Regions from separate parts of the Homo sapiens genome. Here regions 2 and 3 are each linked to region 1. The links are chromatin loops, found by intact Hi-C in ENCODE. Cell type or tissue: B cell. All regions are shown on one strand. Each heading gives the region's core, and the rest is flanking DNA. Links, peaks and the distances in the headings are about the cores only.

Region 1 (8,481 bases), core at 1,314-6,313:
TCTTTTCTCCACTCCAAAGAAAGATAAACCTAATTGGTATTCCTTACCACTACAACAATCAGGACCACTGAAGTGAGAGGAAAGGAAGCTATACAAGGATGTATTTAAAGCTCATTACTTAAACAAAATGAAAACATAAGATCCAGAGAGTTCTTTTTATGTTTGTTTAAGAGCTTCAGAAAGGCTGGGCAGGCTGGCACATGCCTGTTGTCCTAGCTACTCGGGAGGCTGAGGCAGAAGGATAGCTTAAGCCCAGGAATTTGTATCCACCCCAGGCAACATAGTGAGGCCTCATTAAAAAAAAAAAGGAAAGAAAAAAGGGTTTTAGAAAACATAATCTGATGCACAGATTATAGAGTTTTGCATTTTTAAAAAATAGATCTAATTGATAAGACAGCAAAAAATGAATATGTGGAACCCAGCAATTTCATTCCACGTACACACTAGAGCAGTAATCAGCAAACATTTTCTGCATAGAATTAGATACCAGATATTTTAGGCTTTGCACGCCATCCAGTCTCTGTTACAACCACTCACTAGGCCTGAAAACGGCCTTAGGTAATATATAAATGCATGAGCATGGCTGTTCCAATAAAACTTTACTTATGGACACTGAAACTTGAATTTTCATGTGTCATAAAATATTAGTCTTTCCATTTTTAAAAACCATTCAGAAATGTAAAAACCACCTTAGTGTCTGGGTCATACAAAAAAAAGGTGGAGGGTCCACGGGCCAGACCATGGTTTGCCAATCCCTGCTCTAAAGAACTCTTACAGGCCAGGCACAGTGGCTCGCGCTTATAATCCCAGCACTTTGGGAGGCCAAGGTGGGCAGATCACATGAGGCCAGGAGTTCAAGACCAGCCTGGCCAACACAGTGAAACCCTGTCTCTACTAAAAATACAAAAATTAACTGAGTGTGGTGTCGCGCATCCGTGGTCCCAGCTACTTGGGAGGCTGAGGCACGAAAACCGCTTGAACCCAGGAGGCAGATGTTGCAGTGAGCCGAAGTCGTGCCACTGCATTCCACCCTGGGTGACAGAGCAAGACTCTGTCTTAAAAACAAACAGACAAAAAGAACTCTTACATACACATAACTCAACTACACATGAGAATGTTCATAACATCATTATGTGAATTAGCAAGTATGCAGATACCAAAAATGTTGGTAGACAAAAACTGGAGTTACATGTATCAACATGGATGATCTTACAAACCTATTTAAGAGAAAACACAAATTACAGAAGAACAGTTACAACGTCATTTATATACAAATTTTAAATATGCAGAAATTATATATTACTGAGCATATTTAACATATATAATAAAAGTCTGAACAGGCCATGCGCAGTGGCTCATGCCTGTAATCCCAGCACTTTGGGAGCTGAGGCAGGTGGATCACTTGAGATCAGGAGTTCAAGACCAGCCTGGCCAACATGGCGAAACCCCATCTCTACTAAAAATTCAAAAATTAGCCAGGTGTGTTGTTGCGCATCTGTAACCCTAGCTACTCAGGAGGCTGAGGCAGGAGAATCACTGAACCCGGGAGCCAGAGGATGCAGTGAGCCAAGATTGTGCCACTGCACTCCAGCCTCGGTGACAGAGTAAGACTCTTGTCTCAAAAAACAAAAAGGAATGTTCCACATCAAACTCATTTACCTGGGAATGACGTCAGGGGGAGGCAGGAGAAGGATACAACTGGAGAAGGATGCACAGGGGGCTTCAACTGCATTGTTGATGTTTCATTTTTTAAACTGAGTGACAAGTCGATCAATGTCCATTCTTGATACCACTGTGTACCTTAAATATTTAATAATAAATAAAAAGAAATGTGCAGTTTTGGGCTTTTTTTTGTTTTTTTTTGTTTTTTTAGATAGAGTCTCGCTCTGTCACCCAGGCTGGACTACAGTGGCGTGATCTGGGCTCACGCCCAGATCCTGAGTATCTGGGACTACAGGCGTGCACCACCATGCCTGGCTAATTTTTGTATTTTTAGTAGAGTTTTACCATGTTGGCCAGGCTGGTCTCGAACTCCTGACTTCAAGTGGTCCACCTGCCTTGATCTCCCAAAGTGCTGGAATTACAGGCATGAGCCACTACGCCCAGCCAGGAATGTGTAGATTTAATGTGAATTTAGCAAATGGTTTGTCCTATTTGAGGGCAGAGGTGAGGTCAGCTTATATTAACATATCCAAAAACTTGGTTTGAGCCCAGATTTCTGACACTAAAAACAAAAAATGCCCCATTTGTTTCTTTCTTCTTTCTTCTTTTTTTTTAGAGATGGAGTCTCGCTCTGTCGCCTGGGCTGGAGTGCAGTGGGGCAATCTTGGCTCACTGCAAGCTCCACCTCCCGTGTTCACGCCATTCTCCTGACTCAGCCTCCTGAGTAGCTGGGAACACAAGCGCCCACCACCACGCCCAGCTAATTTTTGTATTTTTAGTAGAGACGGGGTTTCACCGTGTTAGCCAGGATGGTCTCAATCTCCTGACCTCGTGATCCACCTGCCTCAGCCTCCCAAAGTGCTGGCATTACAGGCGTGAGCCACCACGCCCAGCCTATTTGTTTCATTTTTTAAAATTGGACTGAACCTTAGGAGAAAACAGAAAATTGTACTACATTCTTGCATAGCTAGCTAATGTAAATAGCTTCAAGCAACAAACTAGATATTATTGATCCGTTTCAAAAGAGCTGAGTCAGGCTGTACACGGTGGCTCATGCCTGTAATCCCAGCACTTTGAGAGGCCGAGGCAGGCGGATCACCTGAGGTCAGGAGTTGGAGACCAGCCTGGCCAATGTGGTGAAACCCCATGTCTACAACAAAAAAATACAAAAATTAGCTGGGCATGGTGGCGCGTGCCTGTAGTCCCAGCTACTGGGGAGGCTGAGGCACAAGAATCGCTTGAACCCGGTAGGTGGAAGTTGCAGTGAGCCAAGCAGAGATTGCACCACTGAACTCCAGCCTGGGCTGGAGGTTTTTTTCATCTCGGGAAAAAAAAAAAAAAAAAAAAGAGCTGAGTCAGATTCTGACTTGTCTAACGGACTCAGTCGTGATGTTTTGCCTGTCTGCTCCAAGTTCCCCTGTTCCAGACACATCTCTCACAGCATTACAATGATCTACATGCCCTAGGAATAGCGACTTTCCATCATCTGCCTCATCAGAGCAAATAGAAGTGTAAGTGGCAATGACGTTAGTGTTTGTGTGTGTGAAAACCTAGTGTGAATTTTCCCTTCTCTGGCAAAAGCTCACAAGCCATCATTATAGAAAAGCAGAAGAAAAAACTGCTTGTTCTGCTTTTCCTGACCTCAGAAGCAGTAGTTGTTAAAACTCTTTAAAAAAAAAAAAATGGGGTCTTGCTATGCTGCCCAGACAGGTCTCCATCTCCTGGGCTCAAGCAGAGCTGGGACTACAGGCACACCACCACACCAAGCAAAACTGTCTTTTGATTTAAAATTACTTAAATACCTCTTTAAGGGTCTCCTATAGTCACTTATCTTCCAGTTACCTAAATCACTAGCTTCTTTTTTTTTTCCTTCAGAGACCCCGCCCAAAGTCACATCCGTTGCAATTATCGGGCAGGTACTGCCCTCTAGTGTTTATACTTTTATAATAAAAATTTTACACACTACCCTTTTAACTGACCTCAAAGCATGGAAAATCTGTCAAAAACTAAATAATATCCTATTAACCCAAGATTTTTCACCTTCACACTACTGGCATTCTGATCACCCTTTGTTGCGGGGCTGTCTTGTGCACTGTGGGACGTTTTGGCAGCACCCCTGGCATCTTCCCACTTGATGCAGTAGCACTCCCACACACATCCCGGTGTGACAACCAAAAATATCTCCAGACACAGCTAAATGTCCCCAGGGGAACAAAATCACCCCTGCTTGAGATCCACTGTATTAGTCTAAAGGTTGTCCAAAACATTCACATTAGACCTGAAAATTGTAAGGGAAAAGGGCTTCTCTGGGCTAATTCCATTGAATGAGATAAAGAACTTCATTTCTGCATGAAAAACAAGGAGGTAGAGAATTAAGATTTTCAGCTCCCCGCCTCCACGTACCCGCAAAGTCCTGGCCATTGGGACATTTTTTACACCTTTAGCTTTCTGTTCCAGCTTTACCTCTTAGACCTCTTCACTTCCTTTCAAAGTGCATCACAAACAAAGCTTGCCCTTCTAGCCAAATGCAGAGAATGTGGTAGGGAAAAGGAAGAAGGGAGGTCTGAGCATTTGTACTCAAAAAAAGGGCTCTGGCCAGATGTGGTGGCTCGTGCCTGTAATCCCGGCACTTTGGGAGGCTGAGGTGGGCAGGAGTTCAAGACCAGCCTTGGCAACATGGCAAAACCCCATCTCTACTAAAAATACAAAATTAGCCGGGTTCAGTGGCAGGTGCTTGTAGTCCCAGCTATTCTGGAGGCTAAGGCATGAGAATCCCTTGAGCCTAGGGGGCAGGGAGGCTGCAGTGAGCCAAGATTGCCCCACTGCACTCCAGCCTGGGCAACAGAGCAAGACTCTGTCTCAAAAAAAAAAAAAGGAGAGGGGCTCTAGCAAAGCGTTAAGGCTCAGCATTAATAATGCCAGCCAACCAGGAACCTGTATTGATTGTCAGCCTAATATGAAAATTCTTATCAAATATCAAAATAAGTTTCAAATCTGGCTTTTAGAAAGATATTTAGGAGGGTTTATTCCAATCTGCTATGAATGATTATTCTTCATACAAGTGCATTATGCTTATAAACCTTGGTTCTGTGATTTTTTTTTTCCAGACGGAGTCTCACTCTGTCTCCCAGGCTGGAGTGCAGTGGCACGATCTCAGCTCACTGCAACCTCCGTCTCCCGGGTTCAAGCAATTCTCCTGCCTCAGCCTCCCAAGTAGCTGGGATTACAGACGTCCGCCACCACACCCGGCTAATTTTTGTGTTTTTAATAGAGACGGGGTTTCACCATGTTGGCCAGGATGGTCATGATCTCTTGACCTCGTGATCCGCCTGCCTCAGCCTTCCAAAGTGCTGGGATTACAGGTGTGAGCCACCGTGCCTGGCTAGTTCTATGAATTTTAACACTTGCAAATTACTGAGAACTTGATATTTAAAAAATAAAAAAGGAGTTTGGACTGTCACTAACTTCCTCCCCTCATCAAATTTCTCACTGACTTAGTTGATTTCACTGAAGAACTAAACAAAAAATAAGAATAATCGGGCCGGGAGCAGTGGTTCATGCCTGTAATCCCAGCAGTTTGGGAGACTGAGACAGGTGGATTACTTGAGGCCAGGAGTTTGCGACCAGCCTGGGCAACATGGTGAAACCCCGTCTCTATTAAAAATACAAAAAATTAGCCAGGCTTGGTGGTGCATGCCTGTAATCCCAGTTTCTGGGGAGGCTGAGGCACGAGAATCATTTGAGTCTGGGAGGCGGAGGTTGCAGTGAGCAACCTGTATCAAAAAAATAATAATTTTTTTCTGTCTCAAAAAATAATAATTTTTTTTTTTGAGACAGAGTCTCGCTCTGTCGCCCAGGCTAGAGTGCAGTGGTGCAACCTCTGCTCACTGCAACCTCCCTGCCTCCCGGGCTCAAGTGATTCTCGTGCCTCAGCCTCCAGAGTAACAGGGACTACAGGCACGCACCACCACGCCTGGCTAATTTTTGTAATTTTAGTAGAGACGGGGTTTCACCATATTGCCCAGGCTGGTCTTGAACTCCAGAGCTCAAGTGATTTGCCCTCCTTGGCCTCCCAAAGTGCTGGTATTACAGACATTAGCCAGCATGCCCGGCCTAAATACATTTGTATAATTAAAAATATTTCATTCTTTATTAACATTTTCAGACCTAGTTTTTTTTATCATTTAGTGAAATTGAAAGTCATAGAGCTCTACAATCGTCAAGCTCTTATTAGCAGACCGTTGGAATGGAAATCTGTTTTAGCTACTGTAACGGTTAATACTGAGTGTCAACTTGATTGGATTGAAGGACGCAAAGTATTGATCCTGGGTGTGTCCGTGAGGGTGTTGCAAAAAGAGATTAACATTTGAGTCAGTGGGCCGGGAACGGCAGATCCACCCTTAATCTGGCACCCTAATCAGCTGCCAGTGCAGCTAGAATATAAGCAGGCAGAAAAATGTGAAAAGAGAGACTGGCCTAGCCTCCCAACCTACATCTTCCTCCCGTGCTGGCTGCTTCCTGCCCTCGAACATCAGACTCCAAGTTCTTCAGTTTTGGAACTCGGACTGGCTCTCCTTACTCCTCAGCCTGCAGATGGCCTATTGTGGGACCTTGTGATCATGTGAGTTAATAAACTCCCCTTTATTCTCCCATTAGTTCTGTCCCTTTAGAGAACCCTGACTAATACAGCTACCCAGAGCGGTTTGTGATCACTGCCCGATCTCTTCTTCAGAGGCTGTGGCATTACTGACTCTGTTTTTACTGGGTTCATCCTATTCTCTTTCTCTCTCTCTCTCTTTTTTTTTCTTTTGAAACAGGGTCGTGCTTTGTCACCAGGCTGGAGTACAGCAACATGATCTCAGCTCACTGCAACCTCTGCCTCCTGAGCTCAAGCAATCCTCCTGTCTCAGCCTCCAGAGTACCTGAGACTACAGGCACGTGCCAACTCACCCTGCTAATTTTGGAGGGGGCACAGGGTGGGATGGATTTGGTAGAGACAGGTTTTACCATGTTGCCCAGGCTGGTCTTGAACTCCTGGGCTCAAGCCATCCACCAGCCTCGGCCTCCCAAAGTGCTGGGATTACAGGTGTGAGCCACCGCACCTGGCCCCATTCTGATTAATGCAATTAGAAAGTCTTCTAATCATACAATAAAGCAAAGTGCAAATAGTTCTTATGCTTTCATCTTTAAAGGGCAACCAAATGATTTAGAATATATATATTTGAAACTATAACCTAGAAAAGTCATATGACTTGGAAGTAAAAAGCTAAAGCAAAACACAAAATCTGGAAATATATCATTCTGATCACAGAGAGAGGAGAGGTATATGTCACCAGATATTAAAAGGATCTTTTTTCAGTTATATAAAAAAGTCAAGCTATTCTGGAATATGCAATTATTTAAAACATCCAGAAGTTTTTCTAAAAAACAAATTATGGTAGAAATTTGTTTATATATTCATTGCTAATTTCTTAGCACTTTAAATCCCTTAGGTGAAGGAAAATTCCTTAGGTTTTTATATTAAGGAACTGTGGCAGGCAGAATAATCCCTCCTCACCCTAAGTCCATGTCCTAATCCTCAGAGTGAATATGTTACCTTACAGGACAAAAGGGATTTTGCAGGTGTGATGAAGTTAAGGATTTTGAGGCGGGGAGATTATCCTGGGCCCAGCGTAATCACAAGAGTCCTTATAAGTAAAAGAGGGAAACGGGAAAGTCAGAGCCAGAGATGCTGGAAGTGGAGGTCAGCGTGGTGCAATAGTTAGCTTTGAGATGAAGCGGGGCCATGAGCCAAGGAATTCGGGCAGCATCTAGAAGCTGGAAAAGCCAAAGAACAGATTCTCCCCTAGAGCCCGCAGAAGGAACACAGCCCTGTGGACACCTTGATTTTAGCACCGTAAGATCCATTTCCATCATCTAACCTCTAAAACTGTAAGAAAATTAATTTGTGTTAAGTGGCTTCATTTGTGGTAATTTGTTATAGCAACAATATGAAACTAATACAGGAGCATTTTATTAGTCTTTTAGTACTTTGACTATCCCGTTCAGTCAGAATTGTGGCATTTAAATAATTACATCTCATATATATATGTATTTTTTTTTTTAGATGGAGTCTTGCCCTGTCGCCCAGGCTGGAGTGCAGTGGGGCGATCTCGGCTCACTGCAAGCTCCGCCTCCTGGGTTCACGCCATTCTCCTGCCTCAGCCTCCCAAGTAGCTGGGACTACAGGCACCCACCACCACGCCGGCTTAATTTTTGTCTTGTTTTTTGTTTTTTTTTTTTTAGTAGAGACAGGGTTTCACCATGTTAGCCAGGATGGTCTCGATCTCCTGACCTCGTGATCCACCCGCCTCGGCCTCCCAAAGTGCTGGGATTACAAGCGTGAGCCACCGTGCCTGTCCAATTACATCTCATATTATCATGTTGGCTATAAAACTGTATGCACCCTTTTTATGGTTGCTAATAAAAATGTTTTTGCTCAAATATACTTGCTATTTACCTTTAAGTGAATAATGTATTCCAGAATTAAAATCCAGGGCAAATATACACACAATAAGGAGCACCACTCTAGCAATACCAGACACATTTAGTAGACATGACACATGCATTTAAATATGTGGAAAATTCTAAGCAGCTACCTATCAAATCTCAAGAGATAAAGTCCAGCAGCCCAACCACACTGGCTGTCAAACAGGCTGAAATTTGATTCAGAAAATAGAATCTGATTCAGAAGACAAAAATGGTAACGTTAACAATGCTATTTTGATGTGACCCTTTAGCAGAAAGCTGACCTTTTCGGCAGTTGTTAAAAAGCAAGGT
Region 2 (7,364 bases), core at 709-5,708, 140 kb before region 1:
CTTTCCTTTATCCAAAAAACTTTCATCTGGATTACATGTATCTTATTCCTTTAACATCCTTCAGGTTTTTGCTCAATGTTCATTTTTCAGCAAATGATTCCCTAACCACCACATTTATAACTGCAAACCTTATGCATCTCAACACTCCCCCCAACCTCCTTCTTTAAACTTGTTTTTGCTCTATAGAACTTACTACCACATGATTACTATATATTATGCTTATTTTGTGTACTGTCTGATTGTCCTCACTAGATTGTAAGAGAGATTAGGGATTTTTGTCTGTTTTTTTCAATCCCATATTTCCATGGCTAGCACCTAATAGGTATTCAACAAATGCTTGTTGAATATATGAACATCCTCTATAAATCCTCTAGTAACCAGTGTCAAGAACTACATGCCTATGTAGGTGACCCAAACACTTCCTCTAAGAACTGTATAGAAAAATAATTTCAGGCCAGGCGTGGTGGCTTATGCCTATAATCCCAGCACTTTGGGAAGCCGAGGCGGGTGGATCACGAGGTCAAGAGATCAAGACCATCCTGGCCAACATGGTGAAACCACATCTCTACTAAAAATACAAAAATTAGCTGGGCATGGTGGTGCGTCCCTGTAGTCCCAGCTACTCGGGAGGCTGAGGCAGGAAAATCGCTTGAATCTGGGAGGCAGAGGTTGTAGTAAGACAAGATCGCGCTCCAGCGTGCACTCCAGCCTGGCGACAGAGCGAGACTACGTTTAAAAAAAAAAATTCATTTAATTTAAACATCTTAATTAAAAATAGGGAGCATTCAATTAAACATTCACATAATAACTACACAATTATTCTCTTTACTTCTTTCCTACTTTAAGCCTTGATGCCATCACTACTTCCAGAAAAAAAAATAGTTCCTAAATATCCCACAGAAGAAAACAAGGTAATGTTAATATAAATACTCTGCCCCTACATTTATGCAGTCTTCCCTCATATTTTTGATAAATTCCACACCCTTCCACCAGAAGTTAAAGAAAGGAGACGTATCCTCCCACTTTCGGAAATGCTTTAACCAAAATTAAAGAGAGAATGAACAAGCTATCCGTAGGAACCCATTCATCGATAGAAAGGAAAAACATTTCCTAAGAAATGTCAGAGACAAATGACTCTGGATCTAACACCATTTGGGGGGTTTCATACCATTGCTAACACAGAGACATAATATTATTAGATTTATATTAATAAGGCTGAGTGTAGTGGCTCATACCTGTAATCCCAGAACTTTGGGAGGCCAAGGCAGGAGGATATCCTGCTTGAGGACAGGAGTTCAAGACCAGCGTGGGCAAAATAGTGAGACCCGATCTCTACACAAAATAAATAAATAAAATTAGCACAGTGAAAGGATTGCTTGAGCCCAAGAGTTCAAGGCTGCAGTGAACTATGATTGTACCACTGCACACCAGCCTGGGGAAGAGAGTAAGACCTTGACTCTTAAAAAAAAAAATTGTATTAATACACTACTTCCAGAAATTAAACAAGACATACACAGTATGTGGATATAAACAAAGAAAATGATTTCCATGTACAAAACATAAAACTCATAGATTAATAACTCAAGTTTCCTAGTCTATTTTCTTATTTTGTTTCATTAAAAAAAAAATTTGAGACGGAGTCTCACCCTGTCACCCAGGCTGGAGTTCAGTGGCATGATCTCAGCTCACGGCAACCTCTGCCTCACTGGTTCAAGCAATTCTCCTGCCTCCGCCTCCTGAGTGGCTAGGATTACAGGCGCCCGCCACCACACTCGGCTAATTTTTGTATTTTTTTTTCAGTAGAGATGAGGTTTCACCATGTTGGCCAGGCTGGTCTCGAACTCCTGACCTCAAGTGATCCGTCTGCCTCAGCCTCCCAAAGTGCTGGGATTACAGGTGTGAGCCACCATGCCCCGTCTACTTAGAGGTCTAGTAAACTTAAATCAGTTCTGAAGCTTTTCCAGACAGTAGTAGTAAAATACACTATAAATCAGATTACCTGGTTCTCAATTCAATGTTCTTTTCATTCTGTCATGCTGCTCTCTAAATTTGAGTGTTCTCTTGACCAGGAATTAAATTATTCTCTATATCTGAGTTGAAACTACTATATCACCAGGAAATAAAAAAGTCTAACTTCCCAATATTATTCCTAAATTAAATCGTGGTTAGTCAGGATGTTGCTATATACTTTTAATAATAACTGAAAATTGAAGCAGAAAAAACCCCAATTCACTATGACTTGTATATTTTGTGCCATGAACAGAGGAAATTGTCATTTACAGTATAATTTTCTGGGCATAGGCATGGATTCCGGTGTTCACATCCCCAAGTTCAAATCTCAGTTTTGTCACTTATTAGGGGACATTATCTTAATGTCTCTAAGCTTTTATTTTCCTTCTCTCTCTCTCTCTTTCTTTTTTTTTTTTTTTTTTTGAGACAGGCTGATTACAGGCTCGACCTCCTGGGCTCAAGCAATCCCCCTGCCTCAGCCTCCCGAGTAGCTAGGACCACAGGTGCAAACCACCACGCAATTAATTTCTGTATTTTTTATAGAGATGGGTTTTACCATGTGCTCAGGCTGGTCTTGAACTACTGGGCTCCGCCTTGGCTTCCCAAAGTGCTGGAATGACACAAATGAACCACCGTGCCCAGCCCTATTTTCTCATTTTTAAAAAAGAAAGGTTATTGTTTCAAAATATGTTGTACATGAGGCCAGGTGTAATGGCTCATTCCTGTCATCCCAACACTTTGGGAGGCTGAGGCAGGAAGGTAGCATGAGCCCAGGAATTCAAGACCAGCCTAGGCAGAACAGTGAGACCCCCATCTGTACAAAACTTTTAAAAAAATTCTCCAGGCATGGTGTTACGTGCCAGTAGAGGCTGGAGGGTCACTTGAACCAGGGAGGTCAAGGCTGCAGTGAGCCATGATTGCGCCACTGTACTCTAGCCTGGGCAATCCAGGGAGACCCTGTCTCAAAAAAAAAAGCATGCTTTACATGATAAATATTACAATTTTTGCCAATTAAAAATAAATATTTATCTCTCATATCCCAGGAAATCAAGTAAAAATAAATAAAAGAAATAAATGAATAAAATTTAAACAATAAAAAGAAGATAGCACTACTACTTATGTCTTTGAGTTGTGAGAAAAATGCACAGAAAGTACTTAGCACATGGCCTAACACATATATATATTCATAGTGACAGATACACTACTGTCAATTGCAGTCAGACATGAATGGAAATCATAATCAGATTCTCACCTTTCAAACTTTAGATGTGACTTCATAGTAATTCAACAAATCTTCCAAGTCCAGAACACCTGTTGATTTGAATCTTACAGCAATTACTTTTATCTAGTCTTTAAGAAATGAAAAAATAATGTAACAGCAAACTCATGCAGTGACTCAATAAATTTAAAGCCATAAACAGGCTAAATCCAACACTAAACAAGCATTTTGCAATCTATTTTAGCCAAAACAATGCATTTTCCCTCATTCACATAACAATTACTCAGTATGCCAGCTCCCAGTGTTACAGAGCCTGTTCTTGGTGATTCAAGGGCGCCCTCTGTCTGAGTGCTGAAAAAATCCAAACCCAAATTTAAAACTATGTAAAAACATGCTTTCAAGTAAATTCTTAATAAACAGTTCTATGAAATTGATCCTGTCTTTAATCACTGCTGGCAGATAGTCCTTAAAAAAAAAAAAGAAAAGAAAGAAAAAAACGGCTGGGTGCGGTGGCTCACGCCTGTAATTCCAGCACTTTGGGAGGCCAAGGCAGGTGGATCACCTGAAGTTAGGAATTCAAGACCAGTCTGGCTAACATGGTGAAACCCTGTCTCTACTAAAAATACAAAAATTAGCCAGGCGTGGTGGCAGGAGCCTGTAATCCCAGCTACTCGGGTGGCTGAGGCAGGAGAATCGCTTGAACCCAGGAAGCAGAGGTTGCAGTGAACCGAGATTGCGCCATTGCACTCCAACCTGGGCAACGAGAGCTAGACTTCGCCTCAAAAAAAAAAAAAAAAAAAACCACCAACAAATGTCATGTCATTTGTTACAAGAGCACAAGAAATTCATGTCTACATCTCTGTAATTTACCTGGAAATTTGGAAATTCCATGATATTTTTCTCAAAATTTATTCCATATTATTCAATGAAATTATTGACATGAGTCACCTAGATAAGTTTATTGCTCTCTTTTTTTGTCCTGTCCATGTAAAACTCTGTACTTTATTTAACATGTCATTGTTAATAAATGACATGTTATTTATTATTATTATTATGTCTAGTTTCTAAAACAAGACACATAAAAAGGATGTGTACAAAAATATATAGTGAAATGCCCACTAAAAAGTAGGTTTCTTTCCATCTGCTTCCACTTTAAGGAAGTTATTCAACTTCTCTGAACCTCAGTTTATCTGGAATATAAAAATAATATCCACCTTAAAGGAAAGTTGCAAAGGTTAATTCAGATATCTGTAAAGGTCTCAGCACATAGTAAAAGCTTAATGAAAGGTGGTTGTTATTATTTACTACTATTATTAAGAGAATAATCTTAAATAATAGTGTCCTACATTAAAGACATTTTATTTGCTTCAAATGGAAAGATATGTAAATAAAAAAGTTTATGATTTACTTTTACAATATTAAACAGTCTTTCTAGTTAAGAAAAACAGTGATCTTGATTAAATGCTTGACAGATCAGGAATGAGCCATTTCTAAAAGATTATTTCAATATAAAAATATTATGCTCTCTTCATGTTAAAAACTCTCAATAAACTATGCATTAAAGGAACATACCTCAAAATAATGAGTCATCTATGACAAACCCACAGCCAATATCATACTGAATGGGCAAAAGCTGGAAGCATTCCCCTTGAAAACTGGCACAGGACAAGGATGCCCTCTCTCACCACTCCTATTCAACATAGTATTGGAAGTCCTGGCCAGAGCAATAAGGCAAGAGAAAGCAATAAACGGCATCTGAATAGCAAGAGAGGAAGTCAAACTATTTCTGTTTGCAGACGACATGATTCCATATTTAGAAAACCCCATAGTCTTGGCTCAAAAGCTCCTTCAGCTGATAACTTCAGCAAAGTCGCAGGATGTAAAATAAATGTACAAAAAACACTAGCACTCCTATACACCAACAACAGTCAAGCTGAGAGCCAAATCAGAAAGGCACTCTCATTCACAATTGTCACTAAAAAAATAAAATACCTAGCAATACAGCTAACCAGGGAGGTGAAAGATCTCTACAATGAGAATTACAAAATACTGTGCAAAGAAATCAGAGAAGCCACAAACAAATGGAAAAACATCCCATGCTCATGGATAGGAAGAACCAATGTCATTAAAATGGTCATATTGCCCAAAGCAATTTACAGATAAAATGTTATTCCTATCAAACTACCAATAACATTCTTCACAGAATTAGGAAAAACTATTTTAAAATTCATATGGAACTAAAAAAGAGCCCAAATAGCAAAGCCAAAAAGAACAAACCTGGAGGCATCACATTACCTGACTTCAAACTATACTACAGTGGCCAAAACAGCATGGTACTGGTAAAACAAACAAACAAACAAACGAAAACAAAAAACAAAAAAAAAAACAGGCACATAGACCAATGAAACAGAATGCAGAGTCCAAAAATAAGGCCACACACCTATGACCATCTGAACTTCAACAAAGCTGACAAAAACAAGCAATAGAGAAAAGACTCCCTAGTCAATACATGGTGCTGGGATAACTGGCTAACCATATGCAGAAGATTGAAACTGGACTCCTTCTTTACACCATATACAAAAATCAACTCAAGATGGAATAAATACTTAAATATAAAACCCAAAACTATAAAAACCCTGGAAGACAACCTAGGCAATACTATCCTGGACTTAGGAACAGGTGAAGATTTCATGACAAAGATGCTAAAAGCAATCGCAAAAAATTGACAAATGGGATCTAATTAAACTTAAGAGTTTTTGCACAGCAAAATAAACTATCAACAGAGTAAACAGACAATCTACAGAATGGGAGAAAATATTTTCAAACTATGCATCTGACAAAGGTCTAATATCCAGCATCTATAAGGAACTTAAACGAATTTACAAGAGAAAAACAACTACCCCATTAAAAAGTGGGCAAAGGACATGAACACTTTTCTTTCCCTTTTTTTTTCTTTTTTTTTTTTGAGACTGAGTTTCCCTCTTGTCACCCAGGCTGTAGTGCAGTGGCACACTCTCGGCTCACCGCAACTTCTGCCTCTTGGGTTCAATCGATTCTCCTGTCTCAGCCTCCCAAGTAGCCGAGATTACAGGCATGTGCCACCATGCCTGGCTAATTTTGCATTTTTAGTAGAGACGAGGTTTCTCCATGTTGGTCAGGCTGGTCTCGAACTCCCGACCTCAAGTGATTCACCCACCTCAGCCTCCCAAAGTGCTTGGATTACAGGCATGAGCCACCACGCACGGCTGAACAGACACTTTCCAAAAGAAGGCATATATGCAGCCAACGGACATATGAAAAAAAGCTCAATATCACCGATCATTAGAGAAATGCAAATCAAAACCACAATGAGATACCATCTCACACCAGTCAGAATGGCCATTATTAAAAAGTCAGCTCTTTTCCATCTTACAAGATGGAGGGTGAACAAGTTGAGAAGCCAGATACTAAAGAGAAGAAACCTGAAGTCAAGAAGGCTGATGCTGGTGGCAAGGTGAAAAAGGGTAACCTCAAGGCTAAGAAGCCCAAGAACAGGAAGCCCCATTGCAGTCAAAATCCTGTCATTGTCAGAGGGATTGGCAGATATTCTCCATCTGCTATGTATTCCAGAAAGGCCACGTGCAAGAGGAAGTACTCAGCTGTGAAATCCAAGGTTGAAAAGCAAAAGGAGAAGTTTCCTGCAACTATTACAAAACCAGCTGGTGGTGGCAAGAACGGTGGTACGCAGGTGGTTAAACTTTGCAAAATGCCTACATATTATCTTACTGAAGATGTGCTTTCAAAGCTGTTGAGCCAAGGAAAAAAACCCTTCAGTCAGCACATGAGAAAACTGTGAGCCAGGATCACTCCCAAGACCATTCTGATCATCCTCACTGAAAGCCACAGGGGCAAGAGGGTGATTTTCCTGAAGCAGCTGGCTAGTGGCTGGTTACTTGTGACTGGACCTCTGGTCCTCAATCAAGTTCCTCTACAAAGAACACACCAGAAATCTGTCATTGCCACCTCAGCCAAAATTGATATCAGCAATGTAAAAATCCCAAAACATCTTACTGATACTTACTTCAAGAAGAAGCTGCAGGCAGGGCATGGTGACTCATGTCTGTAATCCCAGCACTTTGGGAGGCCAAAGCAGGCA
Region 3 (7,364 bases), core at 709-5,708, 110 kb before region 1:
GGATTACAGGCGGGAGCCACCGTGCCCGGCTGTTATACTTTCTTGATTCATATTCATGTTCTTCAACTCTAATGCATTTTATCATGCTTGTGCATATGAACTTTCCAAAATGCAAATTTGATCATGACACTCCTGCTTGAAATCCTTGAATGACTTCTCATTGCTTTTCTGATAAGGGCAAAACTCCTTAATTGTAGCCTTCAAGGTGCAGCATGGTCTGGTTTCTACCATTTCTCCAGCCTCATTTCGAACCATCCCCCTTTTGCACTCTGCATCTTAATCACCCTATGTATATCAATCCGCTATATTCCCCTTGTCCCGTCATGCCACGGGACGTTTGCATAGTCTTCTTCCTCTGCCTGGAACTTAACTTCTTCAAGTAACCCTTCACTGTTTTTGCTGACCAGGTCAAACCTGCCCCTTATATGCATTTACAACACCATCTTTATCTCCCTATTGTGTGTAATGGTTTGAACTTTTATATGGTTTATGTGATTACCAGCAGTAAGCTCCATGAAAACAGATATGATATCTGTTTTTTCTCACCCTATATTCCCAATTCCTGTCACACAGTGGACACTCAATAAACAGTTGCTGAATTAATGAACACATGCTGTGTTATAATAGTTTCCAATTGTTTCATGTTTGTAGCTCTTAGTCATGAAATTTTGGTTCAAGAGATATGTTAGAGATCATCTAGTTCATTATTTCCTAATGTTTTTTATTAGAGAAACTCTTTCACTGTTATGTACTGTCTCTCGAACTCTTTTAAGAATCTTTCCTTTTGGCCGGGCGCGGTGGCTCACGCCTGTAATCCTAGCACTTTGGGAGGCCAAGGCAGGCGGATCACGAGGTCAGGAGATCGAGACCATCCTGGCCAACATGGTGAAACCCCGTCTCTACTAAAAATACAAAAAAAAAAAACAACAAAAAAATTAGCCAGGCATGGTGGCAGGCGCCTGTAGTCCCAGCTACTAGGGAGGCTGAGGCAGGAGAATCGCTTGAACCAGGGAGTCAGAGGTTGCAGTAAGCTGAGATCACGCCACTGTAGTCCAGCCTGGCGACAGAGCAAGACTCCGTCTCAAAAAATAATAATAAAATAAAAATTAAAAATAATTTTTAAAAAAGAATCTTTCCTTTTTCTTTTTCCTCTTTTATATATTCTCTTTTGTCTTTTTCCACATTGTCTGAACTTTTAAGAATCTTTTAATTCACTTTGTTATTTTTGCCTAGCATATTACGAGGAAGTAATTGAGGTTTAAAAGATTTATTATTTAAATTTTTTGCCTTAAGATTATATTATAAAGTTAATTTGAAATCTAAATTGCATTTTTAAATCTAAATTACAATTTTTAAAACCCTTTCCCCATTAATAAGCAGTATATATTGCTTACTTTTTTTTAATTCTGTAAAGAAATGTGATTTTTAAAACAAATTAATATGTTTAGGGAACAATTTATATTGAAATTTAACCAGGTGTTATAGTATCAAAAACCAATAAAACCTGCATTATAATCTTATGTAATTGGAATCTTATATTTTGACCATATAAAAATCAACTTTTTTGTTTTAAACTTTCATACTTTATTTTAAAACAATGTAATTGTAGAAAAGATCTTAGCCTGCTACTTGCAAATACTTCACAAACATTGTAGTTGTGCAGAGTCTTACATCCCAATAAGTTAAAAGCCAAAGTGAATATAATTAACTTTATTTTCTCTTGCATGTTAATTTTTAAAGGAATAGACACATTTAATGCTCTATATAGGAATTTTGATCAGGCCAGGCGCAGTGGCTCATGCCTGTAATCCTAACACTTTGGGAGGCCAAGCCAGGTGGATCAGTTGAGGTCAGGAGTTCGAGACCAGCCTGGCCAACATGGTGAAACCCCGTCTCTGCTACAATTACAAAAAATTAGCTGGGTATGGTGGCACAAACCTGTAATCTCAGCTACTTGGGAGGCTGAGACAGGAGAATTGCTTGAACCCAGGAGACGGAGGTTACAGTGAGCCAAGATTGTGCCATTGCACTCCAGCCTGGGCAACAGAGTGAGACTTAATCTCAAAAAAAAAAAAAAAGAATTTTGAGCAAATGAATACAATTTATAGACAAGCAGCTTGATGTGAGTTTGCAGAATTATAATCAATTTTATGTTGTGTTTCAACATCTGTGTCCTTTATATTCTTTATCTTAATTGGCCAAAATGCAGCTGGTTAATATTTAATATTATACACATATTATTAAATAATATATGATTCCCGATCATTGTATTTAATTTATCTCTTTTGTCTCCAGCCCTTACCCACCAACATAAGCACACTTAACCTAGACTTCAATATGCAGTAGACGCAGTAAATAAACAAATCAATGGGTGAATGCTTATTACTTTTTTCCTTAAGCAACTCTCCTCATATTTTGTTTGCTTGTTCTTCATTTTCTAGGAGAATGTGGATTATATTATTCAGGAGCTCCGAAGACCCAAATACACTATATATTTCATTTGTAAGTATGTTAGTTCACTTTTTCAAACATGTAACAACATCCCAGTTAGTGTGTTTCATTGAGCCCTTCATATCATCAATAACTTCATTGAATCTGTCACTATAAAAGTCTAGTTTATTTAATGTCCTTCCAAAGTATTAAAAATCTTTTGACCTGCCGGGCGCGGTGGCTCACACCTGTAATCCCAGCACTTTGGGAGGCCAAGGCGGGCGGATCATCTGAGGAGTTTGAGACCAGCCTGACCAACATGGTGAAACCCCATCTCTACTAAAAATACAAGATTAGCTGGGCATGGTGGCACATGCCTGTAATCCCAGCTACTTGGGAGGCTGAGGCAGGAGAATCGCTTGAACCGGAGAGGCGGAGATTGCAGTGAGCCGAGATTGCGCCATTGCACTCCAGCCTGGGCAACAAAGCGAAACTCCATCTCAAAAAAAAAAAAAATACTTTTGACCAATATTCTGTTTCAGAGGGCTAAATGTGATTTCCATTCATCTTTGATTGCTTAAATTAAAAATTTTACATTTTACTTTGCCTTTCAAGATGCTTTGTAAGTCAAAAGTTTTAAGTAGACAAATTTCACATCTCACCCCTGCCAAAAAAAAAAAGTATATACTTATCCCTGTTTTACACTTAAAAATTGAGGCATGGAAGCTGATTTATTTTTTGAAGTGGGAAGGTAATACTTGAGTTTGCTGGAAAAGCAGAAATTTACTTTACATACCAGATAAAAGCCTTTCACTTCTCTTTGTTACTATATTTAATGCACTGAAAGTATAAATCATCAGGTAGTGATCTCTTATGTGCACAACTTTCTTGGAGTGGGGGTTAGGTAGGGGAGATCTGGAAATAAACTAGGTTTGTGTTTACTATACAATTTACATGGATTTTTTTGATCCAATACATTCGGCTGTAGAAGTTACATCTATTCTCCTCTAGATGTCATTATTTATCTTTATGTTAATAGTGTTAGTGTAGTCTATTTGGTAACATTTCCAAAACCAAGGACTAGATTTAACAGTAAGTAGGGCATTTGAGAAGTTTTAAAGCTTACTTAAAGGTATTAGAGTTTTAGGGTTTAGACTACAGTCTAAGACGTACATACTTTCTTCAGCGTATACTACTTAAATAGAATAATGATACAAAAAATTAACATTTGCGAAAAGACTATATATATATAAGAGCTCTCTCATATTTTATTTCATTCAGTTCTGTGTAGAATTGAAAAGTTACATAAAGCTTGTCCAGTGGGTTTTCAGTGCACGACGCCCCAAGAGGTAAAAATAGGCAATTTTATTAATCTGTGGCAACTTAATTTTTGTTTGTTTTTGTCTGTTTGTTTTTGGCTAATAGTCACAGGTTTTCTTTTTAAAATTAAACTTTCTATTTTGAAGTAATTGTAGATTCATGTGCAGTTAAAAAAAAAACAACGAATAATAATACAGAGATCCCAGATACCCTTTACCCAGCTTCCCCCTGTGTAGTATCTTACATGATGATAGTACAATATCACAACCAAGATGTTAACACTGATACAGTCAGGATACACAACATTTTCATCTCTATAAGGATCCCTTTTATTAGCTTATATGGACTTCTGTCCCACCCCAACCCCCTCATTAACCCTGGTAACCACTAATATTTTCTCCATTTTATATTTTGTCATTCGAAGAATGTTCTATAAATGAAATCATACAGCATATAATCTTTTGGGACTGGCTTTTTTCACTCAGCATAATTCTCTGGAGAGTCATCCAGGCTGTTCTGTGTGTGTGTGTGTGTTGTTTTTGTTTTTTTTTTTTGTCCGAGAAGCAGTCTTGCTTTGTCACCCAGGCTGGAGTGCAGTGTCGCCATCTCAACTCACTGCAACCTCCACCTCCCGGGTTCAAGCGATTCTCCCACCTCAGCCTCCCGAGTAGCTAGGATTACAGGTACACACCACCACGCCCAGCTAATTTTTGTATTTTTTTTTAGTAGAGACAGGGTTTCACCGTGTTGGTTGTCCAGACTGGTCTCAAACTCCTGACCTTGGGTGATACGCCCGCTTCAGCCTCCCGAAGTACTGGGATTACAGGCATGAGCCACCACACCTCACCTGTTGTGTGTATTAATAGTTCATTCCTCCTTTGAGCTGGAACTGCAAAAAAAAAAGTTTTCTTAATTTAAAAATAGTTCATTTCTTTTTATTGCTGAGTAGTATTCCATGGTATGAATGTACCACAGTTTGTTTAACTATACACCATTGAAGGACATATGAGTTATTTCCAGTTTTGGCTATTACAAATAAAGCTGCTATAAATATCTGTGTACAGATTTTTATGTGAACATTAAGTCTTCATTCTCTGGGGTAAATAACCCCCAGGAGTGCAACTGCTGAGTCATATGGTAATTCCATGTGTGATCTGCCCACCTTGGCCTCCCAAAGTGATGGGATTACAGGTGTGAGCCACCGCACCGAACTTTTAAAGACATACAAAAGTAGAATAGTATCATAAGTTCCAATGTACCTATCAGCTGGTTTCAACAATTATTGAGCCTCACCCAATCTTGTTTTAGCTATACTGTCACCTACTTCTCCAGCAATATTATTTTAAAGCAAATCTAAGACATTATATAATTTTATCCATAAGTATTTCAGTAGGCATCTCTAAAAGATAAGGACTCATTTTTTTAAAAAACACATTTCCATTATTACATCTAGATTAAAAGTGAAAAATAATTATTTATTCTTTTTTTTTTTTTTTTTTTTTTTTGAGACACAGTCTCCCTCTGTCACCCAGACAGAGTGCAGTGGCATGATCTCGGCTCACTGTAACCTCAACTTCCCAGGTTCAAGTGATGTTGCCCAGGCTGGTCTTGAACTCTTAGTACCATTTTCAAATAACCATTCAGCGTTCAAATTTAAAATTGTCTTTTTTTTTTTTTTTTTTTACAGTTTTTTAAAATCAGGATCAAAGTAAGGTTCACACATTGCTGTTGGTTGATATGTTAAGTTTCTTAATCTTCTGTATAGGTCCTCCCACCCCTGCCCCTGCTGCCCCATGCAATTTATTTATTGAAGAAACTGTTAAGTTTTCCACAGACTGGATCTTGCTGATTGCATCCCCAGGGGGTAGTTTAACATGTTCCTTGAAGTTTAAAATATTCCTCTGTCTTCTAGTTCCTGTAAATTCATAGGTGAATACAGAGCCTTAATTAGGTTAAGATTTGATTTCTTCTTGGCAAGAATACTTTATAGGTGGTATTGTGTGCTTTCATTGGCTGCTTATTCTTTTGATATTAGTAGCTGCTGATGCTCAATGCCTGGGTCCATTCAATTGATTCATTGGGGGTTAGAAAAAATGATGATATTCTAATTCTGTCATTAACATTTGTTAGTTATTGTTGAGCTGGAATGTTTTCACAAAGAAAAATTTTCCCTCATCTATTTGGTTACCTGGTAGTACAGTTTATATATAAAAGACAGCATGAAAGTTTACTTCTTTCTCCTTATTTTCAATAAAATGACTTACTTCCCTAGTATTCTCATTCTCCAATTCCTCCGATGGAGTCTTCCTCTATCGCCCAGGCTGGAGTGCAGTGGCCTGATCTGGGCTCACTGCAAGCTCTGCCTCCTGGGTTCATGCCATTCTCCTGTCTCAGCCTCCCGAGTAGCTGGGACTACAGGCGTCCGCCACCACGCCCAGCTAATTTTTTTTTGTATTTTTAGTAGAGACGGGGTTTCACCGTGTTAGCCAGGATGGTCTCGATCTCCTGACCTCATGATCCACCTGCCTCAGCCTCCCAAAGTGCTGGGATTACAGGTGTGAGCCACCGCGCCTGGCCAGTCCTTTTAAAATATATATATATATATATATAAAATTATGAATTTGTGGATTAAATATATTTTTGCTACCCATTCCAATTTGAAGGTCACTTATTCATTAGGCTTTAACTATCAGGCCCTTTTACATATATTGCAGCAGAAATTATCTCCTTTGAGTCAACCCCAACTCATGTGTTTCAGATTTCAGTAATGTGATCAGCAAGAGTGACGTGAAGTCATTGGCTGAAGCTGATGAACAGGAAGTTGTGGCTGAGGTTCAGGTAAACATATTGGTCCTGTAACACATCTCGTATGTTGGCCCTTTTTAAATATTTGAGTCTAAAAATAAAAAATAAGGAAAGGTCTGTCTCAAAAGAAGTTTTATTATGAATACTTGAATATGTTTATCACATAAATGAGGAATATTGTTTTCAGAGGCAGCAAATAAACTAGTTTTGAATTTTTCAGAAGGATGTGATAGGTGATAAATGAATAAAAAGAATACCTGTTTTAAATTATATTCTCTCTCATGACAACACATTGGACAGCAAAGTTCTTTTTTATCTGAGTAGAACATTGTATCTCCTATTAGCAGTATTTTATTTTTACTAATTGATAAGTATGCATAGAGGTCTCCAGAAATATAATGTGTATAACCTTACAACCTTTATTTGTTAGATTTATTATTATTGCTACTGTTTTGTAATTATTTTAATTCTCCCACGTTGACTGTTGTTACCCAATTATTAATTGAACAATTTAGTATCTCTTTACACCTGTATTTCACAAAGTTTGGCTATATCATATTATATCACTTATGAAAATATTACTGCTTGATACAATTGAAGTTTATGGAATGACTATTCTTGGTGCTTTATTTGCAGGAATTTTATGGTGATTACATTGCTGTGAACCCACATTTGTTTTCCCTCAATATTTTGGGTTGCTGCCAGGTATGGAAGGAAAGGTTTAATTTATCAGTCGAGAGTTAATTCAGCAAATAATTAGACTTGTAAGAGAAAATTCAAATATTTTCTCTGAATATATGTTTTTAACA

The links. A loop is a pair of places that touch in the nucleus more often than their neighbours do. Peaks named below come from ENCODE experiments on the same cell type or tissue, not always from the same donor. Only the 100,000 strongest peaks of a DNase experiment are listed, where the experiment ranks them.
Region 2: it touches region 1 in a loop (11-fold over the local background); 8 of 110 quality-filtered maps call a loop at or near these places.
Region 3: it touches region 1 in a loop (13-fold over the local background); 37 of 110 quality-filtered maps call a loop at or near these places.

Annotation. Positions count from the first base shown.
Region 1 is chr1:150,183,900-150,192,380 of GRCh38, forward strand. No RefSeq gene overlaps it. Among named protein-coding and RNA genes, the nearest start is that of LINC02988, 27 kb to the left of the region's middle. RefSeq lists a cis regulatory region at 2,919-3,205. In B cell, for the core only: CTCF peaks have their summits at 3,614 (motif pointing left) and 3,815; a DNase peak (open chromatin) is centred at 3,352; H3K4me3 peaks cover 806 bases; H3K27ac peaks cover 883 bases.
Region 2 is chr1:150,047,220-150,054,583 of GRCh38, forward strand. It overlaps LOC124904413 (a long non-coding RNA gene), which reads left to right. Exons shown (of 3, transcript XR_007066598.1): 2 at 847-911. It also overlaps a transcript of OTUD7B not described here and the pseudogene RPL6P31. Among named protein-coding and RNA genes, the nearest start is that of VPS45, 17 kb to the right of the region's middle. In B cell, for the core only: CTCF peaks have their summits at 3,595 and 3,795; a DNase peak (open chromatin) is centred at 3,552.
Region 3 is chr1:150,069,725-150,077,088 of GRCh38, forward strand. It overlaps VPS45 (vacuolar protein sorting 45 homolog), which reads left to right. Exons shown (of 15, transcript NM_007259.5): 3 at 2,442-2,502; 4 at 6,509-6,588; 5 at 7,192-7,260. Among named protein-coding and RNA genes, the nearest start is that of VPS45, 5.6 kb to the left of the region's middle. In B cell, for the core only: CTCF peaks have their summits at 3,443 and 3,643; a DNase peak (open chromatin) is centred at 3,467.